3 separate regions of the Mus musculus genome follow, and all the other regions are linked to region 1. Evidence: chromatin loops called from intact Hi-C (ENCODE). Cell type or tissue: heart. All regions are shown on one strand. Each heading gives the region's core, and the rest is flanking DNA. Links, peaks and the distances in the headings are about the cores only.

Region 1 (6,961 bases), core at 652-5,651:
CAGGCTGATTTGGTTGACTGCTGTCAAACTTTCCCTGTGCCTCAGAGAGGGGAGGTAGGTGGGCCACTGAGCTGTCAGAGTAGTCCTTTTGGAAACTAGCCAGATTGACTCATTATAAGAGCTGACCTGCTTTGATCAGTCCAAGGGCATCTTGAGGAAACTACAGTCTGGTTGCAGAGAAACTGAAACTGAAGTCCACGATTCCTGCTTTACAGGCCTTTTCCAGTCACCACAGGTCTTTCAGAGATAACCTGTACCAGCTTTGGAAAGCAGTACTCCAGGCAAGACAAAACCTTGGTCAATTCTGTTTTGGCGTGCTGGGGATTGAACCTGCAACCTTGTGCACCCTAGGCAAGTATTTATCACTGAGCTACATCATTCTAAGGGGGTGTCCTCAGGCAAATGATACTGTCAGCATCTCTGTCTTAAAAGAAAGATTTGGTACAAAGTAGCATAGAATAAGTATTGAATTAATGAAAGAGTAAATCAATGGATAAGTCTGAGAATTCTATAGGATTTGGCAAGACAGGATTCCTCTATGCAGCCCAAACTGGCCAGTGATTGGTTCCTTGGGCTTATGAATGGTGGAAAACTAGATGCTGTGTTGGAATTACAATAATCACCTCCTCAGCTCCTGGTGTAATCAGGGTGTTTTGGAGTCATTAGGCCCAATGAAGGATTTCTCAAATGGTCTTTCCCTGGGCTGTTTATCATCGATACAGCGTACAACAATGGTAGCAGGAAGAGGAAAAGGCAGCTCCACCTGTAAGAAGCCATGGCAAGTGGTAGCAGCAGCCAAGTCGTGGGGACAGGTGGGGATGGTCATGGCAGTTAGACCATACAGACTGCAGGACTGTCACAAGGCACCAACACCAACAGCCTAAGGGTTATAATCATAGCTGGTGCTCAGTGCTGCCAATTATTCAGAGAGCCAACTGTTGCACTTGAAGACTTCTAGGCCACTGGCAACCAAAGTCAGAGTAGTAAGTGTCTTAATCCAAGTTCTTAAAACTGTTTGATTCTGGTTCTTAAGATTTGGTAACATAAACTGTAGTTCTCTGGTGAGAGCTCTATAAACCTCTGACGTCTGTCAGCCCAGCCTTAGCCACTGGACCATTAGACCTCCATCATCACCAGTAATTTTCATCTCGATGGAGACCCAGCCAGCTCACTGGTAACTGTGCGGCACACACAGACAGGATACACTATCTCTTGTTCAAACAACAGATCGGGAGAAGAGACACACAACAGAAGAAATGCTACAGGAAGAAGCCCAAGGTACTAAGCAGGTTCTTGCAATGGGAGAAACTAACGGGTTCTTCCCAAAGGCTGGAGCCATTAGAATTAATACCGGTTTGCCAGGTGTTTCTAGAAGCGATGAAACAGTCTCAGAAAAAGTAAACTTTTATGACTTTCTGAGGTACGAGATGTGGCAAGATAAGGGTCATTTTCTAAAAACCAGTCTTTACTGTACTTACAACCATGAACTTCAAAAGCAACATCTTCTTAGTGCCCCCAAGTCCATGAAACCAACCTCCCTCACAAGGTGGTTCTGAGGGACTCGGGATGCCACTGCAACAACCTCAAGCCCACACATGGTGACATCTCCTGGGACTGCCAGATACCTGCCTCGCACTGCCCCCGGGCCCGCCTCGCCCAGGTGAATGTGAGAAGGAGTTTCCTTGCTCTGAGCCCGCACGCCCGCGGCGTCAGGGGCGGTGCGGTGGGTGTGCTGGGGGGAAAGCTGGGCCCCGCCTCGGGTGCCTCGTCCAGGGCCACGCGGCCCGGGGAAGCCCAGAACTTCCCGGCGGGAACGCTGGCCCCGCGGCGCGGACTGCTGGGGAAGGTGTTCTCGCGAGAGGAAGGCGAGGGGCGCGGGTCGCCGCGGGTCTGAGGGGCGCGGGGCAGCCTGGGGGCGAGCGCCCGGCTGGGGCGCGGAGCTGAGGCGGTGAGCTGGACCGGGGCGCGGGGAAGCCGCTCCCGCCAGTCGCGGAGAGCCAGCCCCTGACGTCAGGAGTTTTCCTCAAAGTCAACAACAAGCCCCGCGGCGGCGGCGGCAAGAAGCTTCGGCGGCGGCCCCCGGAGGGAGGAAAGAGGGGGCGGGGAGGCGGCTGCTGGGTCCCTGAGGCGAGGCGAGGCCGCAGTCCGGGGCTCTGCGCGCTCGGCCCAGAGCCTCCGCCCCGTGGCCCAGCGGCTCTCCACGGCCCCCCGCCCGAGCCGTGTTTTCTAGTGATGAATCGAATTTGTAGCCGACATCCGATTCCCAAGTAGAGTCTCCGCCTCCTCCTCCTCCTCCTCCCCGTACCGCCGCCCGCCCTCCTCCTCCTCCCTCCTCCCGCCGCTGCCGCCGCCGCCGCCCGCTCCAGCGCCGCCGCCCGCCCGCCCGGCCGGCTCCCTCCCTCCCTCCCCTGCAGCCCTTCGTCTCCCCTCCCGCCGGCGACACCGGGCTCCAGGGGGCCAGAGGCTCAGCGGGGTGGGGGGGAGGACAGGAGGGGAGGAGGAGGGAGGGGGACCCCCGAGTCGCCCCCTCTCCTCCCCCCGTCCCCCCCTGCTCCATCCTCCGCCACCGCCCGAGCAGCTGCGGGGCCGCCGCCGCCGCCTTTGCAGGTAACAGCCACCGCCCCCAGCTCTCGCCCCCCTCCCCGCCTCGCCCGCACTCCCCGAGGGCCCCGCGGCTCCCTCCCTGCCTCCCCCGGGCGGGGGCGGCGGCGGCGCGGGTGGGTGAGGCGGGGGCGTCTGGGTGTCACCGCGGCCGCCGGGGGCGTGGGCGGGGGGCCGGGGTTCCCCTCCCCGTTCCTCCTGAAGCTTTGGGGCCGTAGGTGTGGAGGCGGAGGCCGGGGGATGCCCCGCGTGGGTGACACGGACATCCCCCTAGCTTTTGGGGGTGGGGGAGCGGCGGCGGTGCGCGGGCGGCCAGGGAGGGGGGTGTTCCTGGCCTAGCGGTACCGTGAGCTGCGCGTCTGGGTTGCCCGGCCCGGCGCCTTTAGGGCTCTTGTTTAGCTCGAGCCGGGTCCCTTCGCCCCGACTCGGTCGGCCGCGCGGCCCGGGGAGGGGGCGGCGGGCCGGGGCGAGGGGCGGGGGGCGGCGGCGAGGTTATGTAACGCGAGCGAGCGGCCGGTGGCGAGTCGGTGTTTGGGTTGGGGGGAGGGGCCGTCTGCGCATGTGGCGGGAGTGCGGGCGAGGATGCACCGGCGTCCCCGGGGTCTCCTTCCTTAGCCAGCTACCTACCCCACCCCACCCCACCGCACCCCGCCGGCGCCCGGGAGAGGACGGTGCTGATGGGGTGCGGGTGTGCGTGTGCGAGGTGGGTAACGTGCAAGTCTGTGTTTTTAATAGTAGTGGGGTTTTGATCCGCTAGGGAGTTGTGTGCTAAGAATAGAAATGTGCGGAAGATGCTGGGTTTGGCTGATCTACTGATGCTGTCGCTGCTGGCGGCGGCGGCGACGGCGGGCGGCTCAGGCTGCAAGTAAACAAACCAGCTTCTTCCTAGTCCACCTCCTCCGCCTCCTGCGCATCGGTCTGCATCAGCCATGATGCTAGTGAGGCCCCTTGGAAGCCCGAAGTTGAAGCTTAAGCTGGTGGCATCCATAGTCCTGATGCTGAGGTGGGGTCGTCCCTTGTTTGAGATTTCCTGGGAATCTACACTTAGGTTAGAGATAACCGAATCTCTCCTTTGGGCCAGTTTTTGAACAGTAGTAGTGTTTACTGTTTATCTTTAGGAAGCAGAAAAAAAATGCTTACCCATAAGTCAAAGCTTGGATTCTCTCAAATGTCTTCATCAGAATAATGTTATGAAAATAAAATTCATTTCTCAAGTGTAATATATTTTGGTTCAAAGCATTGATGGATTGAAATTGATAAAGTTTACAGATAAAAATCCAGCAATAAAATCTCTGTATAGATTAAATTATGGTATTAATAGAATCAACACACTTTTAGCGTTCTGAAAAGGATGTAGAACAAGGACTTCATATGTAATAAAATAACAGTTGTCCCAAATCTTTAATTTAGACATGTCTTCTGTATTTGGTAAAGCAAAGTAATTTTTTGTTAGAACTATAAATTTCCATACAGTCACTGAATTTTATTTATGGTAGGACTCATTCATTATATTAAGTTATATTTGCATTTAGGAAAATGTTGGAAAAGCCAAGAGTGGAAGAGTCTAGTAAAGATGGTTTAGAGCTTGAAGATGAATCTGAATATTCCAGAAGATAGGATGTCTAAAACATGAATTCTTTTTTAAAAAGTATCTTTATAAATTGTTTTCTAGAAACACAATACCAGATACACAGTTAAATTCAAGATGCAGTTCAAGACTGAATTTTGTTCCTTTTGTCAATATAAAATTTTGATTCTGTTTGAAGATAACTTTTTAAAAGCCAGAGATGACCTCAATATCTATATCTTGAGGTTCAAATTTTAAAGTTAGGGAGAACATGTGCTATTTTAATGTTTGTACATTTGCAGTAGCATAGAGGTTATACCTAGTCTAAAGGAGTACTACAAAAAATGAAATTGTTATTCATAGTCATCTTGTCCCCTCTACTGTCTTCTGTAATGATGAGTGATTAATTTTCAACTTAAAATTATTTTTTTCTTTAATCTTGACATTGTTGTTTTGTATTCTATATGGAACAATACTTGAAAATTCTTTGGGCTTTCTATTTTTTGCAATTGTATTTATTATGGTTTTGGAGTAGAGGGTCTCCCTGTGTAATTTAGGCTGCTATGAAACTCACTCTGTAGCCTAGGTTGGCCTGCTAGGGATCCCAGCCTCCTGAATGCTGGGATCACAGGTGTGTGCCACCATTACAGGCTTGTTTGTGTGATTTTTCTTTTTCACCTAAAATATTTTAAATAAAGTTTCATTCACAAAATAAATATTAAGAGGAGGAGTGTGCTTTGGAGGAGTAAGGTTTTTTGACTTCATTCAGAGGATCACTGTCATTAAAGTTTGTACATTTAAAGATCACTGTACATTTAAAGTCTGTTGGTTAAACTTCTGCGACAAATGTTAGCATGGATTTCAGTGTGGGGGTTTAGGAGTTTTAAACTCCAGGTTTTGATTTTAACATGGAAGTTTCTAAATGCTTAGGCTTCTTTCTGAAGAGGAACTTGTTTCATACATTGTTGTAGAAGTTTAGCTTTCATTTAAACTTTGCATCTTCTTAGGAAGTGATAACTAGTTATAATTTACTCTGTAATGCCCAGTAGTTCAAGAATTTGTCCCTGGGATGATGATTCTTGTTAATGTGTTAATTGGATCAGAATCATGATTTGGTGAGAGCTTGGCTTTATAGTGATTATGTTTATGGCATTAAAAAGCAAACCAATTTTAGATTTGTAGAATAAAATGCAAGACAAAAATACTTTTATTTGGTTTATTTTATAATTTGACTTGCATTTTCAAGTTACTCTGAATTAATAATGTAAATATTCTTTATGGTTGGTTTGTGCTTAAGTCTTTGAGTAATTTAAAAGTTGTTGATAAGCTCCAGATTTCAGCATGTGCATCTGTATTCTTAATCTTGTTTCAGTGCAGCATACTCTCTGCAAAAGTAGGCTAATATTAACAGATGTGTTATGATAGTCTTTAAAATCTGATAGAATTAGATTCAGTTTCCAGTTAATTCCTACTATGTGCCTGACCTTGCTATATGTACTTCATATATTGTAATTCATCTACTTCAGGACAATCTTGCTGCAATTTTGAAAGTGAATTTCACATGAGAAAACACTTCATACAGCATAAAAATCGTTTCATTTAAACTTGCCCATTCAATATACATATATGTATGTATATTTCAAATTTATAATTTCAAATGTATAGATATATTTCAAACATAGTATAGTATGATATATAATATGCTATTTTGTAGTATACATTATATTATATATCTATACTCTAAGTTCTACAGAATCAAGTTAATATAGTTTAAAAAGCTATATTGATTAAACTAACATCTCTTTCATTTTAATTGTTTCAAATGCCAAAATATGTGAACTGTTTACATATTTTATTGTGGTATCCCTCATCCAATAAGAGGTAAATTTATTTCTTCAATAAGGAAATCTTCAGATAGTAGTTGGTGAGTAAGCTAGCATATGCTTTTGACTTATAAATATGCTTTTAGTTCTTAGAAACTATCTAAATATACTTAAAGATTTATTGCTAACTTCAGGTATTTTATATTTCTAAATGGGTATTTTTGCTTGTATTCTGAAGGGAAGGTAAAAAGGTATACTAGAAGAAAATAGAAAATGTTCAGATGAGACTTTGTCTCTTCTATATTAATTATATTTGGGTGTCTGGGGGATTTGGCAGAAAGGAAGGTAGAATTTAGCCAATAATGGAGTTTAGCCCAGATTTGGTCTGAGTTGAATGGCTACTTGTTTTGTAGTAGCTGTATATTAGAATTTGAGGATAGGAGCTATATATAACCATGATTGTCATCTATACTACTACTTCTATAAATGAAGTTGATTGTAGATTTCAGTGTAAAGAATCTTACATTTTATTGGCTCTGAAAGAGCTATCAAGCATCTAATGCTACCTTTTCTGAAATCACAGTTAAGGACATTGAGGCAGAGTTGGGAACAATTATCTAAGTTTTCTGGTCTGTCTGATGCTCTTTTTAAAGGACACTTTGAGATGAACTTTATTAGGGATTCTAATCCCGGGACTGTGTTGGAGGTGGTGGTGGGGATCTTCCAGTAATTGTTGGCATTTAGTTTTTATGTGTGTGTATTAAGAATTTTCATTTTGTAGTTTGAGAGGTACCTGAGGCAGATTTTGGAATTGTGTGTGTATTGAATGAAATGGCCAGGTGAGCCAGTGTTCTGTAGTCCCCAGCCTCATACAGTGCTGGGCCACAGTTCACATAGAAATTGAGGGACTCTGCCTTCAACAGCTTGTCCGTTGGTTTATGTGAAGCTGAGGGTAAGCATATCCCCAGCC
Region 2 (6,961 bases), core at 283-5,282, 63 kb after region 1:
ATCAGTTCAAAAATTAACTTTGGAGACTTATTCTGGAGCTGAAGACTTTAAATAATTTTAAAATGATAAGATTGATAATGATAAGAATCTTCTGAGACAAAAATCTTGAACAGGCTTGTTTATTTTGCAGAACTTAACAAGTATTTAAATAGAGCAAAATAGAACTATAGAGCTACAGTAGCTTTCATTATCAAGCTATAAGTTGGATCATTTTTTTCCCTTAAAGTATGGCATTTTTTCCTTTTGCATGGCTAACAGGTGGCATTAAATGAAGAATGGGAGATGACTTTTATTCATTAACATAGTTTAATTTTGAGTTAGTTTTGAAATTTATAAGTCTTGAATGAACTTATGCCTGAAAAATAAGGATTTGAAAAATAAAAAGGGTTTGAGATCAAGTGTGCTTGACTGCCTTACTAATAGGTGGAGAAGTCCATTTTCTTCCCATGGAGCTTTATACATCCTGTCACATAGAAACAGTTTGTCACATGTGTTTGTAGCCAGTTTTAGACAGATCATTGATTATATATCATTCAGGCATAAAAGATAATTCTGACATCCTTCTTTGTTCCTTAAATACCTTGCCTCTATAAAATGGCATATATATTAGCTTGATCAGATCATTATAAACAAGTGCCAAGGAGGCAATTAAAATTTAGTAAACTCACTGTCTATGATTTCATTTTAATATTTGTGGTTGACATGAAAAGTTTTAAGAACAGATGATCCACAGTCTAGTTTGAGAATAAATGATTATTTTTCCCTCTAGGAATGAAAGATTGATTTGAATAAACATATTGTAGGTTTATCCATTTCACATGATTCAAATGCATGCCAGAATATCTCAAAATTCAGATTTGTTATGAAGATACTAAATATTCTTTAGAAATATAGGAGTAAAATATAGGAGTGACTAATTGATTTTATTCATTTCTAGTTGCCAGGTAATCTGAGATAAAATGTTTGATTTTATAAAAATTTCTTAGGGTTGTAATTTTTTCTTTTTCTCTTCCTTCTTTTGAGAGAGGGTGTTACTGTGCAGCCCTGGCTGACTTGGAACTTGCTTTGTAGACCACATTGGTCTTGTATTCATAGAGATAAACATGTCTGCCTCCTAAGCGCTGACATTAAAGACATGCATCACCACATCCGTCTGTAGACCTAGTTTCTTAAGGAACAGTTTTGAGATTTGTATTAAAGTCAGTAGTTGAGTCAACAAGAGAGACTCCAGGATAAAGAAATTAAAATTCTCCTAACTTTTGCTTTAACAAAAGAATACTTACTAGTTTCTTAAAATGCTTTCATAATGTATTCTTTTAAGGATTTTAATATTGTTTTCCAAAGTAGATGAAATATCTTTAAGCTAACTGATACCTCTTCCTAGGTAGCATTTAGTTTTTAATTGTGTATCAGGCAGAGCTGTATGCTTAGCATGAAAAATTGTATTTAAGTGGTTACGTTGAATCAGAGTATTTTTCCTTTGGTTGTCCTATATTTTATAGGTTCATCCAAATGTGGTGTTTATGTCAGAAGTTCACTTTTAGGGCAGAATGGTGGTATGTACATGTACTGTTTGTTGTTGTTATTCATTCATTCATTCATTCATTCATTCATGTCTTAGATTTACATGAAAAGTTATTTATTTAGCTTGAATATTTGAAGTTTCTTTTTTCAAGTAGAGAGTTCTATGACAGTCTTTACTTTGTTAATCCCACACAAGCTGTCATTCCTTTACCTTTGTGTTTGCACTGCATGACTAAGATGCATGTTAGCGTGTCCTGTATTTGGGAGATAATATCCTATTCCTTAGCTTCTTTAAGATGTTCTTTGTTTTTTTTTAAACTTGAAGTGTGTTTGTGTTTCTTTTCCTTTTTCCTCTCTTTCCCTTTTCATTTCATTTAGGTTTCGTGTTTGTTAGTGATATTTATACATGTCTTTCATTGATCCAGGAAATTCTTTGCTACTAACACTTCTGATGTATTCTTTCTGATATTGTATAACGAGGCAATTAAAAACTTGGGAAAAAATCTTTTGTGTATATACTTTACAATTTATGACTTAATGTTGTTGTTGATGATATTTTTATGCTTCTTTAGTTTTTCTCTTTTTTCTGGTTGTTTGATGTGGTACTAGAGTTCTCTGTCAATTCTTTACATGTGTTTTTGAGTTCTCAATTGTTGTTGTCTTTCATATTGCTTACTTATTTGATTTGTGTGTTTTGGGGGACACAGTTTACATGAGCAATTCAGAGGACAAATTTTGGTTAGTAAGAGGATCTGTTCTCTCCTGCCACCTTGTGGGTCCTAAGGATCAGACTCAGGTTTTCAGCCCTGTTCCAAAGTGCCTGTACCTGCTGAGCTGTGTTGTCAGACCTCATGTTATTTACAGTTTTCTCTTTTACTGATGAAAACTCCAAGTTAGATCTTTAGCTTCATTAACATAAGATAAGCACACTCATGTTTAGCTTATACTCTGTCTGATGACTGTGACCCTCTGAAATCTTTGAAAGTGCACTGTTTTCATGGTTTGTTATTTCTGTTTCTCATCTTGCTTCTGGGGTCCTGGCTCCTAAGGTACCAGTTTTAAATGCTGCTGATTCTTGTTACTCATTTATCAGTGTTGTAAAAACTCCACATGCATGCTGAAGCATTGCTTCTAGAAGGAATTTCAGGGGACAGGTTCCTTCAGATTTCTTTTTATGTTTTTGTCAGTTGATCATATATAACATTACTACCTGTTTGTTTCCTTTTAAAGACTCCTTATTTAGTAAGTATTATTTTCATGACATTGAATTTATAGCCACCAATACTTTAAAGTCATGACTGAATGAAGCTTTTTTTAAACATGTATTTTATAACAGCTTTCTTGCACAGAGAAACATTTTTATTACTTAAACTTGTATTTGTGGGGACTCTTTTAGACAATTAAGTCACTGAGAGAAAGCAAAACTGTGAAGAGTGTGGCACTAACCATACTTCACAACAGCATTGGTTATAGTAAATAAATGAAAGCAAGCCTGAGTGATACCTTATCCATCCACATCTGGGAATACAGGGGTTATTATGCTTTCAGAGTATTTGCTTTTTTACATGTAAAAGATGACTCTTAGAACAGCTAGAATGTTACTGAATTTTGGATTATAAAACGTTTTAATGTGTTGATGACTTTGCAAATGCAGAATCCTGGAAAGAAGACTGGCTCTGTGTGCTAGGCATGGTAATAGAAAACCATATGTAGATTTATATGCTTTGAGTTAGGTTACCTCCCCCTTCTCTCCACACTTGGAAAGAAGCTTGATTTTATATCTTTATTATAACTTGAAGGCATTAAAATTCTGGAAACAGAAGCTGAGGGGGTTGGGTAGATTGGGCAGGCATGAGGACTTGAGTTCTATTCTCAAAACTCACATAAAATGCTGTGTGTGATGGTGTTCCCTTGCAATCCAAATGCTGGGTTAGCACACATGGGAATATCTCTGGATCTTGCTTTATTTATGAGCTTCAGGCCAACGAGAGTCCCTTTCTCTCATTGTGTAGGTGGATAGTGTTCCTTAGAATGATTTTCAGGGGTGTTCTCTAACCCTCATATCACATTTGCACATTGACACAGAAACACACACAAACACACACACACACACACACACACACACACACACACAATCCTAGAAGTACTAAAATCCAAGCTCAAGGGTTGATGTCTTTGCTAACTTAAATGATGTGAAATTTATGCTACAAAATCTTGTTTATTTTTTGTTTATTTTTAGCGCCAATAAAATACATTTGTAATACTTGTGTGGGAGTTGGTTTGTCAGAATCATCTTACCTAGCATTTTAAGTTGCTCTTAGTGGACTGTGCCTCTGAACAGCCTACTGAAATACTCTATAAAACTTGTTATTTTGATATATTCTTTAGACTTACACTAAGATATGACCTTTTGACTCTGTTACTAATAGGAGAAATAAATTTGCTGATTTTTAAAAGAAACTTATTCATCCTCATAGAGACCATGGTACTCTTCCCCCTCCCCCATCCCAGGTCTCTGGCAGATATCCTAGAGATTGCCCCTCACTGTTTTCCATTCTTTCCCTTGCACTCCATACATCAAACTTCCCTCACAGCCTACTCCCCTCCTCAGCCCCTTTCCTACCCAGTCCCTTTATCCACTTCTGATATCTATTTCATAAATATATAAGTGTAAATAAACTTGTGTTTTTTTTAAGTACAAAAATCGTACTTAAAAAAGCAGACATCGGACGTGTTTCTGCCCTCCCTTTTTTTCTGACTCTTTGAGCCTTTCTACCTGTTTCCCTCATTCCCTTTCTCCCAGCCATAACCACCATGTCACTTTGGAAAAGTATGATGCAATATATGCTTGCTTTTTAAAATACAATTATTTAGAAGAATTATTTTATATATACATGAGTACACATGAGTAAGGGCCTGCAGAAGCTATAGACTTTGAATCTACCACAGCTGTAGTGGTGAGCTTCCTGATGTAGGTATTGGGAACTGAACTTAGATCCTCTGCAAAAGCAGAATGACTCTTAATGCTTATATCATCAAAGTTGTGAGAAGTAATAATGCATCTTGAGTTTTGGTTTATCCACTGTCATATATAGCAAGCTATTCTGGGAATATTGTGAATTAAAACAGTCAGTATCCTTGCCCTCCGGAGGGAGTTCCTCATCTTCCTCCCCCTTTTAATGGTTTATTTTATTTTATGTGTATTGAGTGTTTTGCCTGCATGTATGTCTGTCTGTGTATAGTGCCATATGTGTACAGAGCCCAGAAGAGGGCATCCGGTCTCCTTAAACTAGAGTGAGCAGGTGATTATGAACTGCCATGTGTTTCCTGGGAGCTAAGCTCCAGTCCCCTGTAAGAGCAGCAAGTGTTCTTAACCACTGAACCATGTATCCAGCCCCATGAAATAATTTCTTAATCTTAGCACTTGAACAGAATAAGGAGGCTGTTTTGTAGACTTTGATATATCTCTGTTTCCTCCTTCGTCCAGCTGCAGAAACAAAAATACATGGAAATACTGCTAGCTGTCCATTGAGTGTGAAAAGCAAAATCATCACTCTTGGCCATGTATTGCTCTTGACAGTACAATGAAATCAGATACATAAATTCAACAACTAATGTAATTCTTACTAATTATAATAATTAAAAATTTGATAAAACTTAAACCAAATGAATTTGGAATTCAAATAGATAAATTTTTTATTGAATATACTTTAAATATTTGATGTTAGAAGAAATGGAAGAAATTATTCCCTTTAAGGTCATGCAAGTGATAATACACTATACAGGTTAGCACCTTCTTTATAGTGTAAGACTTCAGCTTTAATAAATACCATTGGACAATAGTCAGAAATAAGGCAATTCTTACAAAAGGACCTACATAGTCTATTTCTATAATTCCACTGAAGTGGAAGGGTCAAGAACAACATATAAGTACAGAGACAATAAATCAAGACAAATTGTAAATTAACTGTTATGCTTTTGACATAAGAAGACTCATTGTTACACTGACATTGATAACCCCGTGGCATCTTCATCTTAGTTTTAGAGGGTCTCTGTAGTGCCTCAGCATTCCTGTTGTGATAGCACAGTCAGCTGCCTAAGCCTCTGGCTGTTGAAGAGCTGGAGCTTGTGGAGTGGACAGCAGAGTCAGTGGGGTTCTTGAGAAGTCGGACTGCATGGCGAAGCATTCATACGCTCTACAAGGAACCATTCACTTCTGTTCAATCTTGTTAACGTAACAAGATTGGTTTACAAAAGAACAACAATCAAACACACAACGTTAAATGGCATGTCTCCCTCAGATCTTTCCCCTCAGAGCTCAAGGAACTCCATAGAAAGTGTTAGAGCCAGAGGGGATGGAGGACCCCAGGGGAACACTTCCCTCTTTTGAGAGTCAGTACATCCAGGAAAAGGGAAGGAAAGAAATTGCACAGAAGTGAAAAGTTACTGCTTTTGGGTCTGCTTCTGTAGAGTTCCTTCCAGTTCAGTGTTTTACTTTGTATTCTTGACTTTCATTTCAATAAATCTTCTTGAATTTATTCAAGTTAAGCAAGATATTTTATTTTTTATCTTTTCACCCATTCCTTTAAAGCAGTTTGCATTCTTGTTGTCTGCTGAGATCAGGGAGTAGTAAGTTTTCACATGTATGTGCATTTGGGCAAATTAAGGCTGACCAAAGTAGCATGATAAAGTGGAAGAAATAGGAGGAACTTGAAACTGGCATAAATAAAACATAATTTTAAAGAGGAGATATATTGAAGGATCTGTTGGGGAACAAGGAAGAATGCCAAAGGTCCCACCTTGGTTAGTTAGTACCTCCTTGATTGTTAGGCCTAGATATAGAGGTAAGTTAGCCAACCATGGTTAGAAATGTTAACCGAGTTTAGTGAAAGTTTGTGACACTGTCTTCAAATTTCACAACAATTTAGTGCATAATGCTGTGGAACAAAGCTTTCAGATTACCCAGGAGCTATCAGGGAACTAAAGAAACATGAACTAATTAATGTGGTTCTGACATTTAAAAGGTTACTGTTTTATTGAGAAGTTAAAAAGCTGAAAATGCTGAACCTGACTTGTGTTGAGGTAATATTTAGAAAATGTGGCAAGTGATTAATCCTTAAGAAATAATTGTTTAGGAATTAATTTAACAGATCTATCACTTTATGAAATTTAGATAAGGAATGTGGGTAGTGTAAAATTTCTGTAACATTTATAGTATCGATCACAAGAAAGTCTTACTTAGTGTCATCAAATAAAAAGACTGTTCATTTCAGTGTCAAAGCTGTTTAGAAAGCACAGTTCATGGTTACCAAAGTTGAATTGTTGTTTCAGAACCTTTAAAATGTCTGTGTCATAACACTTTACCTCTCATTGCATAAATGCTCAATTTTAGATGTATTCAGTTATTTATGTTTTTATATTTTCCAGATCTGTTAAT
Region 3 (6,961 bases), core at 1,663-6,662, 56 kb after region 1:
AGTTGGGCATTATTCATTCCTAGTGCTCATTTACTATTCCATTTCTTTCATTATTTCATTTTTATTCGTTCCTTGCATCTCTTTTGGGGAAGGGCTGCCTTCTCTATGTATTGGATTCTTGTATGTGTTGTCTGAGCTCCTGGCTTAGTAGCTTGGAATTGCTTTACTTTAAGCCTTTCCTCAGATGATCTTTATTTCAATTTTAAAGGAGAATTTTGCTAGATACAGTAGTTCTGGTCAACAGTTTACTTTCAAGACTTGAAATAAAAAAGTTATTTTTTGATGGCTTTTAGGATATTTGCTGAAAAATTGATGTTATTCTGATGAGTTTGCCTTCATAAGTGAGTTCTCATTTTCGCATCGCTTTTCATATTATATCTTTGCTTCAATATTCTTAGCATTGTGGAGAGGTTTTTTAGCCGCAGTCTCTTAAGAGTTAATAAATGCTTCTTGTGCTTGGATGCTATTTCTTTTCCTAGACTTGGTGAACTCTCTATTACAATCTCACTGAAGAGTTTTTTAAAGATAGCTTTAGTTCTTATTTTGATTCTTTTTGCAGTTCCATAGATTCTTAGGTAAAGTTCGCTCTGTCAGACATCTGCTGTATTTCATTGTCTTTGGATTGGCTTATATTGAAGGCCTGTGACTTTTTCTTTTTAGGACTCATCTTGCCTTGCTTTTTCATGTTCCCAGTGATGCTGAGTTGGAATTTTCACATCTGTTGGATGGCTATCTTCAGTTTATTTTGAGAATATTCTTATTGAGTAGGCTTCTCTTAGTGGCTCAGTTCCTTGTACCACTCACACACAGATGAGAAAACAATTTGTAAGAGCCTCATCATCAAATCAAAACACATACAGAAATATATATGGAGTCAGTTGATTACAGAGGGAAAACAACAGAACTAAAGTAAGGTATGTTGTTGATGATTAATTTTTTTTTAAAGGACAGAGGTAGGGAAAAAGAAGAAGGAAGATCACACAGAAGGGAAAAAGAAATGAGAAGGATCTTAGATAGTTGGTGAAAAAGGAGGGTTGTCTAAAACCCCCTAACTGCCCAATAAAGTAAACCAAACCAAGGAGTGTTAACAAGGTCAGCATTCCTGTACTCATTCTAGGAACTTCTCTTTCAGGGTGCCAGGAGCTGCTGCTAGCCTTGCCTCCCTAGAGAACCTGGGCTCTACAGAGATTGTCCCCTTCTGCAGGTCCCTATTACACTCTGGGTGGCTAATCCTTAAAACAGACTGATGTTATACCAGTTTGCAGTCCCACCAACAATGGAGGAGTGTTTCTCTTTTTCCACATCCTCACCATTGTCACCCGTGTTTTTGAACTTAGCTGTTCTGACTGGTGTGAGGTGGAATTTCAGGGTTTTGATTTTCATTTTCCTGATGACTAAGGATATGTTGAACATTTCTTTAAATGCCTCTCAGCCATTCAAGATTCCTCACTTGTAGGGTTGGTAAAGATCATTTCCCAATCGGTTGGTTGCGCTTTTGTCCTATTTACAGGGTCTCTTGCCTCACAGAAGCTTTTCAATTTTGTGAGGTCCTTTTTTTTTTTCTTCCAGTTCTGACCTGTCACAGTGAAGGCATTGTTACACCACCTCTCCCAGTGGGATTTAAGCCTTGTGCTAACTTTGGGCCTCTCTTATGGAAAGAGCTGTTAGGCTCTTCATTGGATTACCTCATATAAGAGGTTTGGTTTGACTTCAATGCCCTTTCTGTGGAACTGGGGCTCTGTCCTTGGGAATCTATTTTTCTTTCCCTCTCCCCCAAGCCCCAATCCCTCCCTGTATTCCTGTTTTACTTTGTTTCTCCTCCCTCCCTCTTGCAACCTGGGCTGGCCTGGAAATTTGGGCAACCTTCCTTCTCCAGCCTCTCAAGTGCTGAAGTGGAGGCCTGAGCTAGCACACAGCCTGCCTTGTCCTTGTGTTCATTCTTTCTCATTGTTCTATCACCTCTCTTGTGACCTGTACTTCTCTTTATCTAGGGAGAGGATGAAAAACTCAGAAATCAACGGTGGTAATTGCACAATTTTGGGAATGTATTAAAATCATGAATGATTGTATTCTTTAAAGAATGTAAATTGGTTCTTAAACAGTGATTTGGAACTTAACTCAAAACTACTTGTAATAGTCTTGTGATAGAACGAGTTCTGTGGGAAGACACAGGTTTACATTCTGCTCTACAGTTGGGTTTGAAAGGAGATTTCTTGATATATATAATATTTAGGCAAAAAACTGTTAAGAATGATTTGGAGTAACTCAGGTGAATTAACTGGGACGAATACAATTATAGGTACCAGCTAAAATGCAGTCAGCTCTGACAGGTGCTTCCTTTTGTCACTACATGTAAAGACTTTGCTTAGGTAGGCCAGTGGGTTCTCAACCTGTGGGTTGCGGCCCCTTGGGGGTGTGTTTAACAGCCTTTTCACAGGGTCATCTAAGACCATGGGAAAACAGATATTTGCATTGTGATTCATAACAGTAGCAAAATTAAAGTTAGGAAGTTGCAGTGAAAATGATTTTATGGTTGAGGTCATCACAATACAGGGGACTTATTAAAGGGCCACAGCTTTAGGAAAGTTGAGAACCACTGCTAAGGACAATTAAAGTAACACAATAACAGTTATTATTAAAAAAGCCTAATTTTTGTGGGGAAAAGAGATTTTTTTGTATTTCATAGTTAGATTATATATTTTTTTTATATTTTGTATATAATATTTTATAATTTAAATATTTCATGAAACCAGAATTAAATTCTATTACTTGTTTACATAGCCTTTTTTTTTCCTGCTTATTTATTTTATAAGTCAGTTTTTCAACTTTTCACTATGTAGAGAGTCTTGTGTTTAATTCCTTTTGGCAACCTGAGGTTAATAACCATAGAACTTTGTAGATACTATCTGTTGTATCTGTTTGTTGTTAGGTTGAAAACCCATTTACTAAAAAAACATTCAAACAAATACTTTAGAAAAAGAGGAGAGTAGACCCAGAGCCCATGCCGTCACTGCCAGTTTCCTAACTAACATGGGTTAGTTCCTGGCCACTCTTACTTTATCTTCATAGATTCTTACTTCTTTTGCCTATTTTCCATCTAATCACTGACACATATTCATATGGAAATTTTATTTCTCTTCATATGACAAAAATTTTAAAAATATGCTACGTTGATCATTCTTTAAGCATTAAACTTTTAAAATGAAAATATTTTTTAAAAGCTATAGGTAAAAGTGAAGTTATTAATGAACTCCTAATTTTTTACGTATGTATTTCTCTATATATTAAGTATGCTTATAGAATAAATTATGTAACATCAATTATAATGTAAACAAAATGCTAGAAGAAAATAGTTTATGCATTCTTTTTCTTACTCCAAATACTCATTTTGTAACTAATAATAATTTACTAGGACCTTATAATTTTATGTTTTTGTTTACTTGTTCCCTACTGAAATATATACCTTACTTGACTTCCTCATATTTTCCATTCCAGATGCATCTCTTCATTGGAGTGCTATTTTATTGACTTTCTTAGCTACTATAAGATATGAAGAGAGCCCTTTCTCACTCAATTCTGAGCTGCTTTGGCTGTCTGTAAATTCTTGGCTTTTCTGCTGTTTGAATATACATTTTGCCTATGAATCAGTGAATTCCAACTATTTCTTCAAGTGTAGTGTGTTACTTTACATCACTGTAACAAAATACATGAAGCACTTACAAAGAGAAAGAACTTATCATAAATCCTATATAGGAGGAAGGTTGTAGTGAGACTGAGTTAATCACATTCATTTTCCCATCTGATCAGGGTGTCCTACATGATGAAAAAGGCTGCACAGGAAACTGTTTACCTGGAAAAGTAGAGAACAACGAGAATGTGACTAGAATTCCACAGTCTCCTGTGAGAACACATACCCCATTGACCTAAGGACTTGTCATTAGGCTCCTAGAGCTTGCTAGCACTTACCAGTAGTGCCACCTGGGGACAAGCCCTGTAAAACATGGTCTTTTGTGGCATTCAGTAATCAAACTGCAGTTCCCAATACAGAAACTAACTTCTTTAAGTGTTCTGGTGTAATATTTAAAGCTTTTTTATGACTGTCTCATGGTCATTATAAATTTACATCCTCAAAACAGAAACTGTCTTTTTTTGGTTAATGTATTCTTTTCTGTCTTTCCTGTGATAAGTCGCTAGGCTTCTTTAGGTCACTGTGCTAGAAATGCCCAGATCTTCTGATTTCTAAGCATGTGGTATTCTTTTGTGCTGTTAATTTTATAAATGTGTGTGTCTGTTTGTTTGTTTGTTTGTTTTTACCAATTCTAGGAATTTTTCTCCCAAGGAAACTTACAACCTCATGTTGGCTATATATTTCTCTCTCTGATTCTATAAACCCATGTATTTTCTGCAGTCAAGACAAGGTAGTTACTGTTCCTTTCTTAATCTAAACCAGATATTCACTGTAACACAGCAGGATCTTAATAAATACTTACTAAATTTGAATGGGCACTTGTTTCCTTCCTCAGTTGAAAACAGTACACACACATACATACTATACAGATCATTTCTGAACTGTAAATTTTGATTCTGCTATATTGATAGCTACTATACTGATATTTCTGAAGTTTCACTTTTGCTATTGAAAATATAATCAGATTCTTTTTTTTGCCAGACTTGATAGGTTCGGGGATTTCAAAGAGAAATAAGGCATCATTTTCTAGTTAAAAGAATTGTTTTATATTAGGTGTATAAGTGTTTCTTGTGGGCATGCAGTGTGCACAGTGGCTAGGTAAGAACATCACATCTGGAACGTGGGTGGTAGGAACAGAGCTCAGGTCTTCTGTATGTGCTCTTAACTGCTGAGCCTTCTTTCTCTCTCATTTCCCCATTTCTGTATTTAAAAGATGGAATTAGGAATTGTAAAGAAGCAGACATCTTCTTTTGCTTTTTGGAGAGGCCATTAAAAACTTCATAAAGGATATCTGATATTTCTAAAGTTCATTTTAAAATTTTAATTTGGAAAAGTTTATTTACTGACTATATGTGCATATGTATATATATATGCATATTGTAGTGTGCATGTGAAGACCGTCACAGGACAACTAATGGGAATAGGTTCTTTCCTTCTATCATGTGGATCCCTGGGGGATGGACCTTACGCTGTCAAGCTTGGCTCAGGTGTTCTCCACTGAGCCATCTTGCTATCCCTCTAAGAGTCTTCTCCATTAAAAAATAGTGCATATCACTGTACTTTTACCTGGGTAGCTGCACAAAGGAAGAGAATTATCAGCAAGGAATTATTGACAGTTTATGAGGCTGTCTTATTCTGATTAATTTGAACATTCACTTTAGTCAGAATAGTGAAATTTAATTTTAATACTTTTTAAAGTAGAAATTATTTTTAGATTATATATTACTTTGCTACCTGAAATAATTGAAAGGAACATTCAGTTATTTATTTATTTTTTTTTTGTGAGGCCTTACAGAAGATAAGGCAAGTTTTGTAGTCTATGCCCTTCAATTTAAAGGAATCAGTGGGTGTTAGCAGTTAACAGTAAATATTTTATATAATTTATCATTTACTATAAGAGCAAAGATTTGTGAAACACATTCATTGCTCATATGTACTTAATTACTAGCAAACAGTGAAAATTGATTAGAATCCCACAGTCTATAATACTTTCAGAATGAACTCACAAGGAACAATTGATAGGCTTAACAATGTATTTTATATACATTGATGGAAATGAAAGTGACTTTACATGTTTGATGGTAGCCTAACTTTGGTTTAGGATCAATCAGGATGGAGTGTTTTTTTTTAGTTTGATGGCTAATGGGTATATTATGAAAATACTTTTTTCTTAGACTCTTAGTTCTTTCTATCACTGGTAGTTTATTATAAAGTCTGTCACATACCTCATACATAGTATAGGGTTTTTCAATCTTCATTTTAAAATCATTGAGATCATTATTACTGTAAGTCATCTAAACTGATATTACAGGAATTTATTGTTTTGTTTAAGAGAACATGAACATTTCTGGTTATTTTCTTCTTTACTACAGCTGTAAAATGATGGTTTTTAAACCTTAGTTTTACTTTGTAAAACCACCAAATAAATATGTGCCAAGAATAGATATAAGTGTAAATGAATTTACATTATTCAAAATTCTAGAATTAGACATCTGTCTAATGAATGCTGTTCTAAATGTTGCTAAATGATTAATAGTAATTAAAAGGTTAAATACAAGCTGAAGAAAGCTTTGAATTTTGAAATGTTTGCAACAGCTAGAAATCTGACTGATGCAGACGTTTTTGTCAAAGTTGAAAAAGTTAGAGCTAATTAATTTCTTGGGAGACATATGATGAAATTGTAGGTGTGATAGCATATTTGAGGAACATATGGTGGTTGGGGGCACCTTTCTAATGACTGAGCAGCCAGTTACATAGAGACTTTGCTCTCTCTTTTCTCTCATTTCCATTCTTTGTTTCCATGTGTGTTAAAACTGCTTTTGTTTTCCAGAGGTCAGTTTTCAGGATTTAACAGTTTGTATTTAAAATGTTTATTATGAACATCTATTCCTCTTCTAAGTGGACATACATTCTAGCTACATTTTTAAAAAAATACATTTACTCCAGTGTATGCATATATTTTAGTTAGTGGTTTTAAATAAATCAAATGAGTGGAGACTTGTACTGACCAGTTCATCCTGATCACCCTTGAGTGAGAACTAAAAATGGTACCCAAGAAAGACAGCATAGACATATTGATCTTTCTTAGGCATTAACTTTTTCCCTTTAGTGTATAATAATTTCATATGTATGTTCTTTAAGCATTACTACCTAAGGTTCTTGAATACTTCTTGATAAACCAGATTTGGGGATTGAAGTTATTTTGGGCATTTGTTTATTGAAATGCTATTCTATTCTGTTTATATTTTGTAGAATGTATTTTGAAACAAGACT

What was found. A loop is a pair of places that touch in the nucleus more often than their neighbours do. Peaks named below come from ENCODE experiments on the same cell type or tissue, not always from the same donor. Only the 100,000 strongest peaks of a DNase experiment are listed, where the experiment ranks them.
Region 2: a loop joins it to region 1, with 2.3 times the contacts of the local background. A loop is called at or near these places in 3 of 42 quality-filtered maps.
Region 3: a loop joins it to region 1, with 2.1 times the contacts of the local background. A loop is called at or near these places in 3 of 42 quality-filtered maps.

Annotation. Positions count from the first base shown.
Region 1 is chr1:177,253,792-177,260,752 of GRCm38, reverse strand. Gm36904 (a long non-coding RNA gene) reads right to left here and starts at 3,072. Exons shown (of 8, transcript XR_001779550.1): 1 at 2,947-3,072. It also overlaps a transcript of Akt3 not described here. In heart, for the core only: CTCF peaks have their summits at 1,906 and 3,356; DNase peaks (open chromatin) are centred at 2,162, 2,882 and 3,342; H3K4me3 peaks cover 2,682 bases; H3K27ac peaks cover 2,246 bases.
Region 2 is chr1:177,190,775-177,197,735 of GRCm38, reverse strand. The region is part of intron 1 of Akt3 (thymoma viral proto-oncogene 3); the gene reads left to right. Among named protein-coding and RNA genes, the nearest start is that of Akt3, 55 kb to the left of the region's middle. In heart, for the core only: a CTCF peak has its summit at 2,303 (motif pointing left); no DNase peak of the experiment used is centred there.
Region 3 is chr1:177,198,599-177,205,559 of GRCm38, reverse strand. The region is part of intron 1 of Akt3 (thymoma viral proto-oncogene 3); the gene reads left to right. Among named protein-coding and RNA genes, the nearest start is that of Akt3, 47 kb to the left of the region's middle. In heart, for the core only: a CTCF peak has its summit at 3,982 (motif pointing left); no DNase peak of the experiment used is centred there.